2 separate regions of the Homo sapiens genome follow, and region 1 is linked to region 2. A link is a loop called in an ENCODE intact Hi-C map of the cell type or tissue named here. Cell type or tissue: Caco-2. All regions are shown on one strand. Links, peaks and the distances in the headings refer to the core of each region. The heading gives the core; the rest is flanking DNA.

What was found. A loop is a pair of places that touch in the nucleus more often than their neighbours do. Peaks named below come from ENCODE experiments on the same cell type or tissue, not always from the same donor. Only the 100,000 strongest peaks of a DNase experiment are listed, where the experiment ranks them.
Region 1: a loop joins it to region 2, with 7 times the contacts of the local background. A loop is called at or near these places in 1 of 110 quality-filtered maps.

Annotation. Positions count from the first base shown.
Region 1 is chr10:35,681,220-35,689,318 of GRCh38, reverse strand. No RefSeq gene overlaps it. Among named protein-coding and RNA genes, the nearest start is that of FZD8, 43 kb to the right of the region's middle. RefSeq lists an enhancer at 2,315-5,355. In Caco-2, for the core only: no CTCF peak of the experiment used is centred there; no DNase peak of the experiment used is centred there.
Region 2 is chr10:35,766,902-35,775,000 of GRCh38, reverse strand. No RefSeq gene overlaps it. Among named protein-coding and RNA genes, the nearest start is that of PCAT5, 7.4 kb to the left of the region's middle. In Caco-2, for the core only: no CTCF peak of the experiment used is centred there; a DNase peak (open chromatin) is centred at 3,860.

The DNA of each region.
Region 1 (8,099 bases), core at 1,031-6,030, 86 kb after region 2:
TTTTGAAATAGAGTCTTGCTCTTGTTGCCCAGGCTCTAGTATAGTGGCACAATCTCGGCTTACTGCAACCTCTGCCTCCAGGGTTCAAGAAATTCTCCTGCCTCAGCTTCCCCAGTAGCTGGGATTACAGGCGCCCCCCACCACACCTGGCTAATTTTTGTATTTTTGGTAGAGGCGGGGTTTCATCATGTTGGCCAGGCTGGTCTCTAACTCCTGACCTCAGGTGATCCACCCACCTCTGCCTCACAAAGTGCTGGGATTACAGGCATGAGCCATGGCGCCCAGCCTAATTTTTGTATTTTTGTAGAGACAGGGTTTCACCATCTTGGCCAGGCTGGTCGTGAACTCCCAACCTCAGGTGATCCGCCCGTCTCGGCCTGCCAAAGTGCTGGGATTACAGGCGTGAGCCACTGCACCTGGCCAAGATTGTAGTTCTTTTAAAATAGTAGGTAACCCCTGCATTATCCTGAGGATAATTATCCGGCATGGAACCTGGAATGTCAGGCTGAAGAATGTCCGAGATCCTGGACCAGCCCTTTGGCAGGGACGGTGCAGAGCATGCACCTTTGAGCTAGGGCCAGGCTCTACCACTTACTAACTCCGTGACAAGTCTTGGCTTCTACGTGCATTAAATATGAGAATGTCACACAGGATGGTGAGGGTTAAAGGAGAAAAATTACCTAACTTTTAACCACCCTCTTGGCCAAGTAACTCCAGATATAATTAAATAACATCCTCATATTATGGGCAATACATATTGTTGCCTCACCCAACTCCTTGGAATTAAAGTAATTTGAATAATCTAAAAACAAACTTTCTCTTATTCAGCTTACCCTTTCAAAACAAAAAGATCCCTTGCACAAGTAATTAAACAAAAGGCAGTTTTACCAGAGTGGTGGCTCACAACTGTAATCCTAGTGCTCTTGGAGGCTGAGGCAGAAGGATTTCTTGAGGCCAGGGGTTTGAGACCAGCCTGGGTAACATAGTGAGATCTTGTGCTGACCAAAAAAATTAAAAAAAAATTAGCCAGGCATGGTGGCGTGCATCTGTAGTCCCAGCTTCTTGGAAGGCTCAGGCAGGAGGATTGCTTGACCCCAGGAGGTTGAGGGTGCAGTGAGCCAAAATTGCACCACTGCACTCCAGCCTGAGTGACAAAGAGAGACCCTGTCCCAAAATAAATAAATAAATAAATATAAAAATAAAAATTGGGAGAGTTTGCATAAAATCTACATTTCCAACTTATTATTATTTTTTTTAAATCAGAAGCTCTAACCATATCAGGTTACATTCCCGTATGGCGATAATTGGCTGGAGGGAGTGCAGGCTGCTGTCTTTAGCAGAGGCCTGTCCTTTGGAGGGCTCCACCCCCCACCCCCTCACCAACCCCGGCTTCCCATCTCCTCAACGCTATACCCCCCACCCCCGCCCCGCCACCACTTTCTGTGATTTTCTCTCGGGCTCACCCAACTCCTACGTTATCTGCCTAGCCTATGTTGGCCTGAGAGTTTCTGACCCTGTGCCGTGAATAAGTCATGAATGTATTGTTAATTTACTGATTCTTCTGTATTCTCTGAAGATTACATTTATGCTGGAGAAAATCTTGGCAGGAAAGAAAAGAAGGAAAGACTTTTGCCCAGTGCAATCTGATGAGAAGACAGAATTTCTAAAATGGGAAGGGTGGTTAAAGGTAAAGTCTTAGGGAAAGGGGTTGGGTCACAAAAGACAGAGAAACCAACAGGATGGATTGGACCTTGAGGGCTGAGCAGTATCGGAAATTCCAGCCAGGTCGGGGTATGGATGGGCCTCCTAAGTGGCCGATATATATGTGAATAACTTTTCCTTGGGAGTATGAGGCTGAAGGGAAGCAGAACCATTCCTGATGAGAAAAGTAACATGTTTGTGGTTTCTTCATTTTTTTCTTCTCTCTTCAAGGCAGAGTCTTGTTCTGGCAGGCGAGAGTGCAGTGGCACCATCATGGCTCACTGCCACCTCAACCTCCCTGGCTCAAGTGATCCTCCTACCTCAGCCTCCTGAGTAGCTGAAACTACAGGCACACACCACCTCTCCCAACGAATTTTTTTTTTTTTTTGGAAGAGACAGGGTCTCACTATGTTCCTCAGGCTGGTCTTGAACTCCTGGCCTCAAGCAATCCTTCCCTCCTTGGCCTCCCAAAGCACTGGAATTACAGGCATAAGCCACCATACCCAGCCACCGTGTTTATGGTTTCTGAGATGTATTCCAGAGCAGATTACTTTATAAAGCAATGTGCAACCATAAAACCCAACTGTATCACTTTACAGAAGTACAGAAGATTTTGAAGTCCGTTTGTTGCTGAGATTTATGATACACAACATGAAACCCTAGACCAGTAGAGACCACTCACAGATGAAAGCAGGCAGACAGCATGCTGCCCGAAAGACCAAGGTAATTACAAGCTCCTGAAACATGAAGGAGTGTTATTCACTAGGAAACAAGGGAGCTATTTAGCAATCAGGCAAATCAAAACAAGGAGAAAAAAACTGATTACAGAGAAAATCCTTTTACAACAAATTTAATGCTGGTAGTAACCTCTAATGATTCCATAGCCCGCATCAGCAGCAGCAAACTGGAACCATGGTTTACCATGGATAGTTTGTGACATAAATCCTATGTTTAAATAATACTCGGAACAGTTTCACTGTTGGCTGAAAAGAGTCGCAAAAGAGCACAGTTAAAAGGAGACTTGAAGATTACTTTGACTAAAAATCCTTATTTTACAGATGAGGAAACTGAGGTGCAAAGGTTAATTCCTTTGTCTCTCCAAAGCTAGTTGGTGCAGAATTAAACCGCCTTCCCTATCCCCACCAGTCTCCCAATTTCTGAAACAATGCATGGCATGTCATTGAAGGAAATGAGAAACTTCATGATGTTTTGAATTAAAAATTAACACTTCTTGGCTGGGTGCAGTGGCTCATACCTATAATCCCAGCACTTTGGGAGGCCGAGGCAGGCAGATCACCTAAGGTCAGGAGTTTGAGAACAGCCTGGCCAACATGGCGAATCCCTGTTTCTATTAAAAATACAAAAATTAGCCAGGTGTGATGGTGCACGCCTGTAATCCCAGCTACTCAGGAGGCTGAGGCAGAAGGATTGCTTGAACCCGGGAGGGGTAGGTTGCAATGAGCCAAGATTGCGCCATTGCACTCCAGCCTGGACAACAGAGTGAGGCTCCATTTCAAAAATAAATAAATAAATAAATAAATAAATAAATAAATAAATAAATAAAACACTTCTTTACAGAAGAAAATCAAAATAAGCAAAAAAAGAGGTTGAGTGGGTTTACTGTTCCTAATTAATTGATAAGAAGGGTATATCATTTGTAACTCTCATCGTCCACTAGGCTATTCTTATCTCCAAGTAAAAAATGTTTCAAATATTTAAAAAATGAAGCTAATTATTCAAAACAGCTGAAGCTCTAACATAATGCCTAAGAGAATTCATTTTTTGAACATTTCTTTGTTTCCAATGTGAATCCCAAGAAGATAAGACCGCAGACAGGTTTGGAGAAAGAAAAAACCCTACCTTTGTTTTCAGACCTGCACTTGACTCAGGAAATAAGTTAATAATTAAACTGGTTTCACTTTTGAAAAGCAAATGTAATCATTCCTTCTTCATTCCAAATGTATGCTTTACTTAGGAGTAGCGATGTCATGCTATTTGAAGAACTGTTTGCTCAAGCTCAGAATTACCCCAGGGCAATGTATTATTGATAAATCCATTTTCTTGTATAATCATCGCTTCACATTTACAACATTTCACAGGATTCTATCTGTAAACTTCACATGGTTTTTCTAGGCAAGGGCAGTACAGTCCATGTTACCCAGAAAAAGGGACCTTATTCCTTGGGGTTAACTTCTGTATTCAAATTTCCAAAGTAATGTGACAAGATTTTCTCACAGAAAACACACAATTGAGGTTACTTGTAGCTATAAGGCCTGCAACATTTTAAAACTCATATGCTTATCTGCATACATTTACATGTATTTAAAGCACCTCCATTCAAAAGCATAAAGGTCCACTTTCTAGAGATGGATACGGAGGGGATGATTGAGAACACAAAAGCTTATTTCAACGTTATTGGTCTCCACATTCATTTATTTTCTGATGACAGAGGGGTCAGCTCAGGACTTCCATGTTTAATACACTCCAGTAAAGCAGTATTGTGCTTTTCTTCTTCTTTATTTTTATTGTGGAGGTCGGTTCGTTTGTTTTTGGCTTGTTTTTGCTTTTTTGTTATGTGTGTATTGGGGGTTTATTTGCACAATGGAGGGAAGAAGCCGAGGCCAGCTAACGCAAGGAGAGAAAAAGGCTTGGGGTACTCTCGCGGAATACTCAGGAATCTCTCAAGTGTTTGAATAAACACATACCACACCAATTAAAAAAAAAAGCCGGTTTAGCAAAAAGACAAACATAGTCTTCTGAGCCTGTCCAACAGTCAGGCATGTTCGAATACATTCCTGGAGCCCGGAACAGCCCTCACACTTCCTTTTAGCCTAATGGGCCCTGAGCCCCATCTTTTGTCTGCTGATTAACTGCTCTGTTCATTGACCAAACCACTAATTGCATGTTCCTTATAGTTACCCTACATTACTGTAAGAATTAATGAGACACAATTACAGCTTCCAGAAATCTCAGGCCTGGCCAACTGCATGGTACTCCAAGTGAATTAGAACTCTTGAAGAGAAAAGAGGGGGGAAAGCTAGGCAATTGCTCACAGGAAGCAGAATTTTTTTTTGTTTAAAAATTTTTGTATTTATTTGAAGTTGTTTCATAATTAGGCCCAGGGGGAAGGTAAGGGGAAAGAGACAGGGAATGAACAAAGGACTGGGAACGCAGCTTTCACGGAGAAATCATGGTGGATGCAAAGAAACATGTATACTACAGAGTACCCAAAACTTAGGAAACAGGATGAACACGAAATCAATGCTATGAATAGGACATAAAGCCAATAACAAATTGGCAGTTTGAATACAGCATGTGTTACACATGGAAACACACTAGAAGAGTAATCTTTTAGTCTCATCCTCACACACAGATGCTATTTTGCCCAACTGAAGCAAAATGCCTATTTCTGATATTCCTCAACTCATGGAATTTGATGTTCCTTAGAACCCATGTCTCATTTGCCAAGGTTTGTATTAGAATTACAAAAGAATGAAGAGGGGGCATCTCTTTGTATAGCAAGGGGAAAAGGTGTAATTTTCCCTCTGCCAAATCGCTTCAAATGGAAAAAAAAAATGATTTTGAGTGTGGAAATAATTCCAGGGCACCTTACATTGCAATTATTCTAAAACTTTGTGTTGGGTTTACTGGCCTTGGTTTCCTTTGTAGATAGCGACTTGTTCTTGTGCCATTTCTGTTAAGATTACTTTATCAACAGCCTGATCAAAAAGTATTACTTTAACCCATTTTTTCCCAAATATAAAGGTATATTTTAAAATATTTACATACACAAATATGCAAGGATAGAGGATAGATACAGGGGCGGTAGATAGGGTTGGCAGGAAGAGAGAGAAAGAGATGACCAGTAAGTGATGGCCAGATAGAAAGATACAAAAACAGAAAGAGGGAAAAAGGTGGTAGATAGAGAGATGATAGTGGGAAAGGGAGATTGAAAGAGAGACCAGGAGAGAGAGAGTGGGAGAAAAAGAGGATAACTAGCTAGACAGGCAGATAAATAGAAGCTAGGATCCAGTTCCCAGTCCAACAGACTGAATCTTTAAACTTCAACTGTACTTTGGATATTAATTTGGCACTGAGGGAGCAGTGAAAAGAATGTCATCTCTTCAAGTTCAAGTTGGAAGACATCATATAAATGAAACATTTTCAGGGGTGTGAGAGGGTAAGCAGGACCATGAAAAGCCTATGGGGCCCTTATCAGGGCAGATAAGCACCCCCCCATGGAGGTGATAGGAAATTTGTCGAGGCTTAAGCAACTTCTCAGGGCCATGGAAAAGCATATATATATATATATATATATATATATATATATATATATATACACACACACACACACACATATACATATGTGCGTGTATATATACACACATATATATACATATATACACACATATATATACACACATACACACATGTTCAGTTTCTTAACATTTTTCAGAAGGCAGAAGAGAAAGTCTTTGTGTTTCAATCAGAAATCTTGCTATAAAGACATAGATTCAACCCAGGTGCCCATCAACAGTGTATTGGATAAAGAAAATGTGGTACCTATACACCATGGAATACTATGCAGCCATAAAAAAGAATGAGATTGTGTCCTTTGCAGCAACATGGATGCAGCCAGAAACCATTATCCTAAGCAAATCAGTGCAGGAACAGAAAACCAAATACCACAGGTTCTCACTTCTAAGTGGGAGCTAGAAGTTGGGTACACATGGTCATAAAAGTGGGAACAATGGACAATGGGGGATACAAGAGTGAGGCGGGTGGGAGTGGGATAAGGGTTGAAAAAAACTACCTGTTGGGTTCTATGATCACTACCTGGGTGAAGGTTTCATTCGTACACCAAACCTCGGCATCTACGTGTATCCTCTGATTCTAATATAGAAGTTGAAAAAAAAGAACGAGAAAAAAGTACTTACTATAAAGTCTGTGGGCTTCATGAGATTTCTGAAGAAAAGAGAAAGAGTATACTGAAAGGAAGAAGATATTTACGCAAACACAGAACCTATTTTTCATTCAACTGATATATTCTTTGATGAAAAAGAAGTTTGCTAAAACCTCTTTCTCTATCTTTATCACAATATATAATTTTTAGTGTTATTTTATTTATGCAAAATGATAATGTCATTTTATGAACAAATGTACATTGCCTTTGCACTCATTTCAAAATACAACCTACATGATCAAAAATATATATATTGCTATAGGAAGTGAAAGGAGAGTGAAAATGAATGATGCCCTGGTGCTCCTCAAACCAACAATTGCCAGGGCTCATGGAGGAACGGCCTCTCCACACAGCTTGTCCATTCCATCCAGGCTGTGTCACCTGCCATATCTCCTTCCTCCCTGGTGGAATCCTCTCACCCGCTCCTGCCTCTCAAATCTTATCCATGCTGTAAGGCCAGTGCCTTTACACATCAACCTCCAAACCCCATCCTCCCATCTAAGGAAATTTTTCTCTCTTCTGACATCCTAAGGCTTATATTGCTTGTACCAACTTGTACCAAACATTTGTCACTTAATCATATGTAGTCTCAACTTCTCTGTGAATAAATGCCTGGGCCTCTGTCTAGACTGCAAATTCCTCAAGGGAAGATGAGATAACTTCTTTCCCTCCCTCCACAAATGCCCTCCACCTCAGGGCTCTCAGCAGGGCCTTATGTACCTAGTGGGAGCTTAATATATATCCTAGGAATAAGTGGATCCAAGAACAAATTACTTAATATAGAGAAAGGCCATCTGAGTGAAAATGTGGGGAAGAAGTGGGAATAATTTGTCATGCCCTGTGGTTTGTGAAGAGACATGGAGAGGTTGAAGATAGGAGACAGGACCCAATGTCTTCTTTGGGTCTCCCTTATGGGATGGGAGAGTCTTTTGAAAGACTGTAAGGGGAGAGAAGGAGAGAGGGCTCTTTCTGGAGCTCTAGAAGTACAAGAACCATTACAAGGAAGAAATCACCCAATGTATGGGTTCGCTGGACAATCAGAACAGAGGAGAGGTGAGATGTAAGAACTAAGGTAGAGATTTAGAGCAAACGATTTGAGTATTGATATGGAAGTGCAGAAAATGGCCAATGCAAGCATCTAAGGAGAATGTTCATCTTAGTTTCTAAGTTAGGAATAGACCAGCAGGCAATGAAGAGAAGACAATGAAGGAAAGTGAGACTGAAGCAGGTAGGTTCCCTCTGCCTGAAATGCACAGAGCCTGGAGGAAGACGGTACCGTGATTATAGAGAAGCAGACACTGTTGCTGGTGAACTTGAAACAGGGCACAGAAGGGAAGATAGAACAAGCTCGCGTAGTTCTTTTCGGCAGGGGAAGACAGACCCCCACATGCACGGGACTTTTACCAGATTCAATTAGTTTTCAAACAACTGCAGA
Region 2 (8,099 bases), core at 992-5,991:
AAATGCATCTGTAATTAAAGTTAAAAATGCATATAACATTATTCTCTCTGCTCCCATCATTCTCTAAAACCAGCAGAGATCTGGGAGAGCCAAATGCTTCCTACAACAAGCCCATGACCAGAACCCCTTAATTGTCAGCTGGTTCCATATAAAGCTCATAATAGTCAATGGTTTGTCTTCAAGCAGATCTTGGCTGACAGGGAGCACAGACTTTGAATTCAGACACTTCTAGTTTTGAATCCAGCCTCTACTCATTGTGAACTGCTTGATGAGATATTTAACCTTTCTGATTTTTAAATTTTTTATCTCTAAAATGCAAATAATAATGTTTTTCCAGGGGATTACTGTGAAATTAAATAGCATGTGTTCAATGTACCTACCCTCTGTAAGTGATTCTGCCAAATGTAAAATTTATTTGCCCAATCAAGAATGGAGACTGGGTGTGGTGGCCCACACCTGTAATCCTAGCACTTTGGGACGCTGAGGTGGGAGGATCACTTGAGGCCAGGAGTTCAAGACCAGCCTGGGCAACATAGCGAAACCCCATCTCTACAAAAAAATTACAAAATTAGCCAGGCATGGTAGTATGCCTGGAGGTTGAGGTGGGAGGATCACTTGAGCCCAGGAGTTCAAGGCTGCAGAGAGCTATGATCTTGCCACTGTACTCCAGCCTAAGCAAAATAGCATGACGTCATCTCTTATTTAAAAAAAAAAATAGAATGAGTTGATGATGATGATGATAGTAAATACTTATGTGGCATTTAAAACATGTCAGGCACTGTTCTAAACTCTCAATATTGATTCACTTAATCTGCACACGGACCTACAAAGAGTTCTACAGGTAATGAAATCAAGACCCAGGGAGGTTAAGTAACCTATCCAAGGTAATACAGCAAGTAAACAGTTGAGCCAGGACTCCGTTCCAGACAATCGCGCTTCAGTCCATGCTCCTAATCATTCCTCTGGGTTGCTTCTTGCTGTGTAGTGATAATTGCAGTGGTCCTGATTCACAGTTTTCCCTTCTAAAGGCAGCTCTTTAACCTCCCTTTTCCTGTTGCCTTGAAAAGGTGCTGCTGCAGTTTCCCACACGTCTGGCAATCATTGGTTTTTCTCCAAGGCTCTGAGTGGTCTCTCCAGCCTCTCTTTCCCCCGCATAGGGCAGCCCCCCTCCTTCTCCGTGTTCCAGCCATGCAGGCCTCCTTTCAGTTCCTCATGCTCACCATACTTCCTCTTGTGCACGGAGCACTCTTTGCTCCCCATTTCTCCCAGAATTCCCTTCAAATCTCAACCCAACTATTATCTCCCCCTGGAAGCCTTGCAGGACCTCCCTGATCAGGTGGTTTTCCCATAGGCATGGCTCCAGGGACTCCTCCCACTCAGCTTCTGCCTGTAGAGTGGGGACTATGTGGCCCTTTTTGCTCACCCTGTGCCCATAAAGCCTGGTCTAGTGCCACACACATTAGGGGCTCGATAAATATTTGCTAAATGAACGAGTGAACTTTGCTCTGTGTTTGGAAGTGGCTGGCGGAGTCGTCTTCACACAGCTTCTCTTAACTCACTTCTGCTGCTCCCCACAGGCTTGGGAAAACCTTCAGGAAGTCTTTGCAGATACGGAAAATGTCCTTTTATTGTAGTAGAGGACTCAGGGATCACCTTTCTTTCATCATTCAAAATATAACTCAAAATATTATTCATTGAGAAATGCAAATTAAAACAATAATGAAATATTGCTACACACCTATTAAAATGGCCAAAATCCAAAAGACTGACAACATCAAATACTGGCCAGGTTGTGGAGCAACAGGAACTCTCATTCACTGCAGGTGGGAGTGCAAAATGGCACAGCCACTTTGGAAGGCAGTTTGGCAGTTTCCTACAAAACTAAACATACTTGGCTGAGTGCAGTGGTTCACGCCTGTGATCTCAGCACTTTGGGAGGCTGAGGCAGTGGATCACCTGAAGTCAGGAGTTTGAGACCAGCCTGGCCAACATGGTGAAACCCTGTCTCTACTAAAAATACAAAAATTAGCCAGCTGTGGTGGCACACACCTGTAATCCTAGCTACTTGGGAGGCTGAGGTAGGAGAATCACTTGAGCCTGGGAGGAGGAGATTGCAGTGAGCCAAAATTGCACCACTGCACTCCAGCCTGGGAGACAGAGCGAGACTCCATCTTAAAAAAACAACAAGCAAACAAACAACAACAACAAAACTAAACATACCTTTAACATACAATCTGACAATCACAATCTTTGGTATTTACCTAAAAGAGTTGAAAACATGTCCACACAAAAAATGCATATAGATGTTTATAGTAGCTTTTTTCATAATTGCTAAAGCTTGGAAACAACCAAGATGGAATATCATTCAGTGCTAGAAAGAAATCAGCTCTCAGTCCATGCAAAGACATGGAGGAAATTTAAATGCATATCACTAAGAAAAAGAAGCCAATTTGAAAATGCCACCTACTGTATGATTCTAACTATATGACATTTTGAAATGGCAAAACTATGAGGACAGTAAAAAGAGTAGTGGTTGCCAGGAGTTGGAAGTGGGGTGGTGCAAACAATAGTCAGAACACAGAATTTTCAGGGCAATGAAAGTACTCTGTATGATACTATCATGATAGACACATGTCATTAGGCAAATGTAGTATATGTGCCCAAACTCATAGCATGCACAACACCAAGAGTGAGCCCTAATGTAAACCATGGACTTTGGTGATGATGTGTCAATGTGGGTTCATCTGTTGTAACAAATGCACCCCTTGGTGGGTGACATTGTTAACTGGGGAGGCTGTGCAGGTGTAGAGGGAGGGGATAGACAGAATATCTCTGTACCTTCCTCTGAATTTTGCTCTGAACCTAAAACTGCACTAAAAAAAATGAAGTCTCAAAAAATACTATTAGTTGCAACCTCAAAAGCATGATAAGGATATTGAAAAGGCAATAGAGTACACACACGAGGCTGTATCCACAGTTACCTGTGACTGCGCTGTAATCAACAAATCCTTGCCCAACACTCAATAACAATTGTTCTGTTTCAAAATGAGTTGAATATTTGCAAATCCTTTACAAGAGAGTTCCCTGCAGTCTTCTTTTCCCCCAACTTGCAGTAGAACACTATTGAATTTCAAATCTTCTGAGCATGGTTTAGCTTGTGGCAGCCAGCGGCTTTCCATTTTGGTGCAATTTGTCCTATGCGTGGTGAGAAAGAGATGGAATTCCAGTGAAGGAAGTGACAGGAACTCTTTGCCTTCCTGTATTTACCATTCTCTTAACTTGGACATCTTCAACTCAAAATACTTGGCAAGCAGTTTTTTTTCTTAAGAGCTATTTTTTATTTTATTTTACTCTTTGAGACTCATATTCCTGACCATGGTGAGTACTCTTTTATTCAATCACAGAGAATGTAGCATACAAATATTTTAACATTTTAATTAATTGCATTTTCATTATGCTTGTCCTGAGGCTTCCTGGGCTGAGTAAAATGTATTAAATCTCAAAGAGAAAAACTATGACTGCAATTAGCTCCTAAGTGGGATCGGTTTCAGTTTTAGACGGAAGAAGCATTTTAATGTGACCTTAGTGGCACAGATAGTCTCTGGAGGGCTTATTCTAATGATTGTCCAGGCTCCTGGCCCCAAATTAGCAATATCTCCCCAACACACACACACACACGCACACACGCACACTTAATGCCTGTTATTACTCCACTATTTCTTTAGCTCTTGAAGGCTTCCTGGCCTTTTAAAATACCACTCCAAGGTATTAAGCCTTATCAGTTCATAGCTTTGTTATCAGCCAACACCTTAGTTGACAACCAGCTGAGAGTGAAAGCGTGCCAGGAATGTGACCTGGATAGGTGCTGGTCCTGGGAGAGGGGAGGGGAGTTGTCAGGAGGAGAAGAAAAAGACTGTGAGGGAAAGGGAGAGTCTAGTGACAGCCTGGGACAGCAGGATGCTGGCCTTGCTGCCAATAGGCATGTTTCGTTCAATGCTAGAGTTCAGCTTCCCAGATAGAAACACCCCTGCCCAGGGAGATAAGGAGCTGAAGGAGCCAGAAAGGGCCCCACTCCACCCATCCCTTCTTCATTCTCTGCTCAGCCTGCAACAGAGCTAAGGGGGTTCTGCAGACCTTGCTGCAGTCACCAGACACATGTCTCCTCCCACTTCTCAGAGGATGAAATCAGCCTCATCCATATTGACCATGCAGTTCATCTATATTACCAGCACAAGCTAGCTAACAGTGCTGGAATATTTACTGCATCTCAAACAGCATTCTGAACGCTTTGTGCCCGTCATCTGATTTAATCCTCACTGCAGCTATGTAAGTAGATGACAGACTACAGTTGACCCTTTAAGAACATGGATTTGAACTGCAGAGGATCACTTACATGTAGATTTTCTTCCGCCTCTGCCACCAGAGACAGCCAGACAATCCCCTCCTTTTCTTCCTCCTCCTTAGCCTACTCAAAGTGAAGATGATGAGGATGAAGACCTTTATGGTGACTACTTCCACTTCACAAATAGTAAATACATTTTCTCTTCCTTATGGTTTCCTTAATAATATTTTCTTTTCTCTAGCTTACTTTAAGAATACAGTATAGAATACATATGTTGTATAAAATGTGTGTTAATTGACTATGTAATGGGTAAGGCTTCTGGTCAACAGTAGACCATTAGTAGTCAGGTTTTTGGGCAGTCAAAAGTTATACAAGGATTTTCAACTGTGAAGGGGGTCAGTGCCTCTAACCCTCACATTGTTCAAGGTTCAGCTGCATGTGATTCACCATCTTCTACAAATTAGAACTGAGGTTAAAAAAAAGTAAAGCAACTTGCCCAGGAGCACATAGCTAGTATATGGGAGAAATCCTATTAAATAGGATTCAAACTCAGGTTTGTCTAACTCCAGAGCTTGGAATTTTAGCCACTAAACCTTTTAACTTCTTCATGTTTATAAAGTGCTTTTTAAAAGCTAGTATTTCACTTGCTGCCAAAAAATTCTGGGAAATACAGAGGCTGTGCATGCTCTGTTATTTCCATTCCAGAAATTTAAAAGCAAGGACAGAAACTAAGTGGCCCTGGTTCCTCAGTCAATTGCAGAGCATGGACAGAAACATCCCCTAGGTCCCATCCAAGACTTCCTGTAGGAAGAACATATCTTATCTCCTTCAATAATACAAGTCATATTTTCATTTGTTTGCTGATTTTAGCATTTGTTCTATACAGTTGTCCCTCAATATCTGCAAGGGGTTGGCTCCACGGCCTCCTGCAGATACTAAAACCCACAGATGCTCAAGTCCCAGATATAAAATTGTGTGGTATTTGCATATAGCATTCACACACCCTTTGACATGCTTGAAATCATCTCTAGATTACTTATAATACCTAATACAAATGCTATGTAAACAGTTATTATACTGTATTATTTAGGGAATAATGACAAGATGTAAAAGTCTGTATATGTTCAATACAGACCTAATCATCCTTTTTTAAAAAATATTTTTGATCCACATTGGTTGAATCTTCAGGTGTGGGACCCAGAGATCCCAAGGGCCCACTGTTTCTACCACCAAGAATATGTCTTTGACAGAGGTAAACATAGCAAAACTTGATCTGTTCGATGCATTCATGGACCCAACTGTGTGTTTCTGGATACCATTAAGATAAAAAATTATGACATTAGGAAGCTCTAATCAAAGTGAATGGCATCTGCCACGATTATCCTAAGCGTTCCCTAAGGCCTCCCGTGGTCACTCAAGCTCAGGACAGTCCCCTGAAGAAACAGAGCAGAGGGGCCACAAAGTGGCTGCCAACAAAGAAGTTTTAACAAGCAACCCCAGCTTTTTATTGACTTAAAGGAAAATGGACTCAAGAGAGAAATTCCAATGAAACTGTAGGTAAGTCAAAGATTGTTTTTGTTTCTATAGATTAGTTCTCACACATTTCCTGTTACTAGACTTAATTTTGGTAATGTGTAATTATAACCACAAACCTACCATTAAGCAATGAGTATTTAGAGTCTATTTCCTGATGAACTCGAGAAAGGGCAGAGGTTAATTGGGCCATGCCTAGTTAAAATGTCATAAACTTAAAGGTGTAGCTTCTCACCTTCACATAGGGCCTTGCGACATTATCAGAACCAGGGACGGTTCTACAGTTTAGCAAAAGGTAGACACGTGAATGACTTAGTTTCAGAGAAACCCGTCTAATGTGTCTTAACTGTGCTACACTAAATAAACGACTCAAACTTCCTGAAATCTTAAGAAAACACAAAAGGCCCTTAGTCTTAGAGTCTGGGCCTCACCAATATGACCTTACATCCCTGCCCTTGCTACAAAGAACAGAAGCAACTGAAATTTATACTCATCATCAATTACACAGAATCAGATCTGTCACCAGGCTCCAGAGCTGAATTTTCCTGGGGAAAATGAATAGCATATATTAACCAAAAGTCTAAAGGGGATTTCGAAGAAGAGGAGAGGGAACTCCAGAAAAGAGTTACAGAAGGGCCTGTGTGCAACCACAGATAAACACTGAAAAGTGAGTTCCAAATCACTTAGCTTTGCTGCCTGGAAATTCAATCAATGTATCTAAAGAATAAAAAAATTATATATATAACAGTTTTTCCGAAACACAATTATGGATTTCCATTTAGAATTTCAGTGAAAAATGATGAGGATGATCATCGGTAGCAGAAATAAAATAAAGAGAACAGCTCAGTGCCTAGGTATTTTCTATCCAAGATTTTCTGTCTTGAATCAGCAAAAGAGATTGGCAAATGCCGAAAGAGTCATGTGAAAGTTGCACTGAAATCCACATCATAATAGGCAAATAACTGCTGGGATAGGGTATTTACAAATACTTTTCAAGTAGGGTAAACCAGGACAACGGCTATACAGACTTGAAATCGTATTCATCTTTTCAATTAATTGCCTAAATTATTTATTTTAACTTTTATTAAAACAAACAAACTTGTCCCAAAAGCATTGAGCTGCCGAGGACTTTGAAACCTTTCTAGGATCAGCTCAGCATATTTCTGAAACTCACATTCCTGGGACAAGAGAAGAATGTGTCAACAGAAAAGACTTGTGAACTAATTTCTCACAGGGACAAGCTAAGAAATGTCTTTATCAGAAGACACCCCCAGCTGAAGGAGGATTTTTATGTTGCTGGCACATTCTCTGACTACCCATTCAGAGCTTTGGAGACAATCTTTCCAACAGAATATCTTACTTTACTTACTGAAAGAGAGTCTGATATTTTAAATTATTTGAATCATCTAGTCTAAAAAAAATTCCATTTTAACTGAAGAAGTTCAAGAATGCTACTAGGAGGTGGAGAGTCGTGGTGTTTTCCGTATTTGAGAAGATAAACCAAAAGATACAAAACAAAATTTTTCTGGATTTATATCTTCACATATTTTTACTCTAAGAATATAAATCTCAGACTGGGAAAGGCAGTATATATATATAAAATGTTGCCCTTCTGTCTCAAATGCAAGAGTTAGTTCTACGAAGGAATATATTCAGCCAGATTCTCTTAGTAAGAAAGACTGAGAAAGGTCACTTCAGGAGGCCATAGCCATAGTCCATGACACTTTCTGAGAACACATTGGGTTTTGGTTAGGCACAAACTGAGAAAGATCAGATTGCTCAGGCCATCTGAACTCTCAGGATTATCCCACGATGAACCACGTATCCTGCTATGCAACTTCCTTCAAAGAAAAAAAAAGATTTCCCTCCCTGATAGAATATATGTAAATAGAAATGTATTAAAGCAAACAAACAAAAAACAGAATATGTCCATTAGGATAAGCCAAAAAACAGGCCAGACGCAGTGACTCACACCTGTAATCTCCACACTTTGGGAGGCCAAGGCGGGTGGATCACTGAGGCCAGTTCAAGACCAGCCACCTGGCCAACATGGCGAAACTAAAAATACAAAATTACAGAACCCTACTAAAAATAGTAAAAATACAAAACTTAGCCAGGTGTGGTGGCATGCACCTGTAGTCCCAGCTACTCTGGAGGCCGAGGCATGAGAATCACTTGAACCTGGGAGGCGGAGGTTGCAGGGAGCCAAAATCACGCCACTGCA